2 separate regions of the Homo sapiens genome follow, and region 2 is linked to region 1. The links are chromatin loops, found by intact Hi-C in ENCODE. Cell type or tissue: Calu3. All regions are shown on one strand.

Region 1 (2,500 bases):
GTACTCCCAGGCCACTAGGGCTGGCTAGAGCTAATTTTTAGAATGCCCCCTTGATGATCCTGGCAACTTGTTTCATATTGACCTGGAGACACGGCATGGGCCCAGATCCAAATGTACTGCTAAGCCTACATTTGCTGTACTTGTGGGCAAGGAAAAGCCACCCCAATTACTCCATGTGGATTTCTCGTCTCAGAATATTCCATGGCTTGTCTGGTCTCACTGCAGAACTGCGGGGTGTGGTTGGGCAGGTTGCACACGACTGTGCTCATGACTCCCCTTAGACTCACACGGGAGCCTTGATTCCACGCTGGTTGCACGGTTTCATTTCTGTGCCTCCAGGTTCTCCCTCTGGACTGTGAGCTCTGGGATGCAAGAGATGCGACTTCCTCTTCTATTGCTTGCCCAAGGGGCTTGTGTAGGCCTGGCCACTCGTTTCTCTCCCCGTTCCTTCTGTCCCTCCGAGAAGACACTCAGACCCTGCCACCCATCCTCACACCGGATGTGAATGGAGGTCACTGCAGTCCCTCTCCTGGGCTACGCTTTAGGGCCCACTCTCATGGTGGCAGAGTCAATGTTGGCATCTGTTAAAGGGACCTCAGCCCAGTGGGCGGGGAGAGTGCTTTCCTGCAGAGCGGGTTGTGCTCAGTTGTGAACTCACAGCCAGCGCTGGTGAGACAAGCTCCAAGGCAGAGGCTAGTTTTCTCGGTCTTCCTCATGAACACGTGGTGGCTGCATTAGCTTATCCACAGGGTCCTCCTACTCTAAGCTTCTGGTCCCAATCAGTAAGCGACTGGCCCCTACTAGACCCCCACCTACTGGGTATTTGACTGATGGATGGAGTCACCATCTGTCTGCTTGGGCACCTGGAGCCCCTGAGCTCCAGTCCCTGCAAGCCTTTCCCTGCAGAGCCCAACCGCAGGGTTTGGCTGATAGCCTGGAACTGCCTCACCATCATTTTTCACTGGCCCCACCCCAAAGGACAGCCTCCCCAAGTAACCTTTTTCAATTGCTCCAACTTCCCTGGAGTGTTGACTTAGCCAGAGAGCACGCTCCCTCTCTAACCTCGGTGTGTTTGCTCAGCGGAGGAGCGGGCATTAGGTCCGCTTGACTCCATGAGCACACAGGTTCCTCTGTCTTTACAGGAGCGTCCCACGGAGGGGGTGCGGCGGGGGGCAGGGGAGACTGAGGAGGGAGGCGCAGCTTCCTGTTCTGCTGCCGGTTATCACAGGCTGTTCTAATGCTGCTCAAACAATATTGAGAATAACCCCGGCTCAATAGCACCAGTGTTAGGCTGCAAAGTCAATATTGGCTGAGCAAACACAGCAAATAAGGAGTTGCTATTTGCGTAGCTATGAGTACTTGTGTGCTCCGGCTGCCTCGACAGGGCCCTTGGAAATGAATGGGAAGGAGGAGGGTGTCTGGAGGTGGAGTGGGTTCCTGAGAGGGGATAGGCCAGGGTTTCTCACCTTGGCATTGTTAACAATTGGGGCCGGATGGTTCTTTGTTGTGGGGGAATATCCTCTGCGTTGTAGGATGTTTAGCAGCAGCCCTGGCCTCTGCCCTCTAGATGCCAGTAGCACCCGCTCCTGATTGTCCAGAGAAACCAAAATGTCTCTTGACATTGCCACATGTCCCCTGGGAAAGGACAGAGGGCAAAACCTCCCCCTGCTGAGACACACTAGGCTAGGTGCAGGACAAGGCTGAGGAGCAGACGGGCTAGAAAAGAGAGAAGGGCTGGGAGGGGCTCACTATGCCTCTTTGACCCTCCTGCTTTCCAGCTGGGGCTCTCCCCAGTCTCTTGTGAGTGCCAAGAAAAGCCAGCCTTTTTAAGAACTAGATGCAATGTACAAGTGCCTCTTCGATAGAAGAGCCTTTTCAGCTGCTGGCTGGATGTCCGTGGCCACCTGCTTACCCTTGCCCTGTCTTGGAACTCACTCCTGTTCTCCACCCCGAGAAAGAGAGAGGTGGTGAGATGCTCAGATAATTTATGTCTGTCTCTCTCTTGTAGAATTTCTGGCATGTTTTGCCCTGGCCGGTGACCTTCTCAGTCAGACATGCCTATTTATAACAATCTGTCCCTGGCTCTACTTCCTCCCCTTTGCCACAAGGGATTGGCTCGTGCATTCTTGAATGCTGCAAGTGGCCAAGGCTGGGCCTGTGGGAGGGCATGGGGCAGGGAGGGGAGCCAGGCACGCTGGCCAGAGGGCCTCCCTGGGGACAGGCTGCACCAGCTCAGTTCTCCTTCAGGCTCTGCAGGGTCACATCCAGGTTCACCTTTGGTCCGCTACTGGGAGGGCGATAGAGAGAGCGCTTATAGCCTGGTGAAGGCCAGGGCTGCCTCAGGGGCTGTCTGTGCCATAGTCACCAGTCCTCATTGCTGGGCCATAGCTGGAGCAGAAAGACGCCCAGAGAGGCTGTGCTGAGGGGCTCCGAACACATCTTGATGCCTGGAGACTTCTCCTCCAGGCCGGGCTGCCACGGCTCCCAGGTTGGGGTGGAT
Region 2 (2,500 bases), 510 kb after region 1:
ATATTTTCCCCTCATTAGGAGCCGGAGGTTCGCTTTTGCATCTTAATGAGGAGCTGAGAGCTAGCGGGCGCTCGGAGGCCGGAGCGCGGGGAGTTACACGTGAGCACCCGCCTCAGAACTGAACCTCCCCGCGCCCGCTCCGGCCGCCAGCCCCGAACCGCGCTCCCCTCTTCATTTATTTATTCTCCTAAATAAAAACATAAATCGTGTTTCGGCGCGCACCGAAGACGGGGGAGGGAGAAGCCCGGCTCGACAGATGCGAGCATCTGGCCGCAGCATTCATTAGAAACAAAATGGCTCCTCTTTGGCGCTTCCTTTCCCCCTCCCCCTTCTCTGCCCTCCCCCTTACGTCACGGGTGGGCGCACCCGCTTCTTACTCGCCCCGCCCATTTCTCGCTCCAGCCCCACGTGGGGGACGCCGACCACGCCTCCGAGCAAGGTGCGAGTCACCAATCACGGACCGCCGAAGGGGCTCTTCGTTGCTGATTGGCGGAGCTGCTGGGCCCTGTCAGTCCGCGGCCAGAGCTGTCAGTCAAAACCACGCGGGGTGGGGGAGCGCTGACAAATGCCGAGGCTTCTGAGCCTCCCGCTTGCAAATAGTGCTTGGAATGGCTGCTTAATTAGCTTTGAATGGCTTTTCCTTCCAGCTCAAACAATCTGTCACTACCATGTGGTATAAAGGAGCCATGCATAAAAAAGTAAGCAGAGGCTAAATATCAATTTGATTTTGTGTATCAAAGGAATATTTTATTTTTCTCCCTAGTAATGAAACGTATCAATTTAAATAATAAAAGGTAAAAACACACACACAAACAAAAAAAAAAAAAAAAAAAAAGAAGAAGGAAAAGAAAAGAGGAAAAAAAAGAAAGAAAAAGAAAACCCAAACTCTACGGTGTGGCGACTCCTGCGCACGCCTGAAACAGGTCACTTCCACAGCCCACGTTCTGGAGGAAGCCTGAAGACTTTCCCCTCCCCCCTTTAAACTTGCATTTAGTGTTTTGTTGTCGTCGTCCTCCAGAAGTCTAGAAGGAGTGGTGGAGGAGGGGTGGCCTGTGAAAGGGGACGTGGGGGCGGGGGAGGGGGCGAACTTTAAAGGGAGCTCTTTGAAGCTGCTACTCAAAGTAGAGGGGGTTTTAAGACCCCGTAAACTGGGGGTCCTACAGCAGGTCTCGATTTGGGAGCTGAGAGGAGAGGGGGATGAGAGCGGGTGTGCGTCTCGCTCGGATTTATTAAACACAATGCCTTCAAGATGCCAGGGACGCGGCGCCTCGCCGGGCCTCCCTCTCAGTCTCCCTCTGGACTGGCTCCGACGGCGCCCGCCAGCAGGCGGCCGAGAAGCCGCGGGGCCCCCAGGTCGGGTCTTCCGAAGATTGTGTACAGAAAAGGACAGCAGCTCTGTCTCTCGCCCGGGTGTCCCTCCTGCCCCGACGTCCACGCCCCCCGGTGACCACACGAGCCAGAGCGCTCCAGCAGGGCAGACCCACGTCGAGTTCACCTGTGAGCCCCAGCGCCAGGGCCGAGCCCGGCACGCTGGAGGAGTTCGCGGCTGCGTGTCCCCGACGCGGTTTTGCAGAGCGCCGCCTCCTCCGCAGAGCCGGGCGGTAGAACCACGCTACGCAGTCAGGAAGAACAGCGCTTGAGCGCTCACTAGGTACAAGGCAGGGCACTGCTACCCAGGCAGCGCTCTCCTCTCCCTTACCTCACTCCCGAGGGAAGCAGTTTGGCTGGGGACCCCATTTTATAGAGCAAAAAAGAGAGGCTGAGAAAGCTCAATCATTTGCCCCAAGCTGGGCAGAGGGTCAGGATTCGAATCCAGGGCAGCCAGTTTAATGGCCAACCTCAGCGACCCCTTTGCTTACGCAAGCTGGATACGTGCAAGTTTTTGCTGAAGAAAAGGCATTCATTCATTCATTCATGCCCAGCCCTTTCTGAGAGCCTGGCTTTGGGAGAACAGGCCTCTCCTGCCTGTAGCTCCCACTCACTCCTCACCCAGCGTCACTCCCCGCTCTCACCGGCTGCCTGAACCCTGAGCAGGAAGGGGGCAGGGAGGTAAGGAACCAGGCCAACATCCCTTTAAGCTTACCACCGCTATCTCCCCGCACCCCCCCACCCCGCCCCAACATGCCACCCCACAAATTAGGAAAAACAAGGAGAAAAATACATGTCTTTTATGCTGGAGAAAGAGAAAAGAAAATAAAAAACATGTATACAACACCCCGTCCAAAGGCTTGACAATTATTTTAAAGAAGGAGGGGAGTCGAGAGAAAGAGTTCAAACGTCTCTGTCTCCAGTTCTAATTGGAAACGTTTCAACTGTTTATGTTACAAGAAGTGTCAGGGTCATTTGCTACCGGAGAGCTGACTTTTCATTGGCTGCTTAATTGAGTACCTCGGAGTCCACCCCACGTGGGAGAGGAATTCCTGGCACATTAAAAAAAAAAAAAAAAAAAAAAGTCACCCGGGTGAGACAGAAAGCCCGGCCTGGATTTACAGAGCAGCGG

Evidence for each region. A loop is a pair of places that touch in the nucleus more often than their neighbours do. Peaks named below come from ENCODE experiments on the same cell type or tissue, not always from the same donor. Only the 100,000 strongest peaks of a DNase experiment are listed, where the experiment ranks them.
Region 2: a loop joins it to region 1, with 4 times the contacts of the local background. A loop is called at or near these places in 22 of 110 quality-filtered maps.

Annotation. Positions count from the first base shown.
Region 1 is chr15:69,593,519-69,596,018 of GRCh38, forward strand. All of the region lies in intron 1 of PCAT29 (prostate cancer associated transcript 29), which reads left to right. Among named protein-coding and RNA genes, the nearest start is that of PCAT29, 2.6 kb to the left of the region's middle. In Calu3, no CTCF peak of the experiment used is centred here; DNase peaks (open chromatin) are centred at 1,093 and 2,133.
Region 2 is chr15:70,099,251-70,101,750 of GRCh38, forward strand. No RefSeq gene overlaps it. Among named protein-coding and RNA genes, the nearest start is that of TLE3, 2.6 kb to the left of the region's middle. RefSeq lists an enhancer at 1-1,024 and a silencer at 1,253-1,352. In Calu3, a CTCF peak has its summit at 1,371; DNase peaks (open chromatin) are centred at 461, 1,471 and 2,421.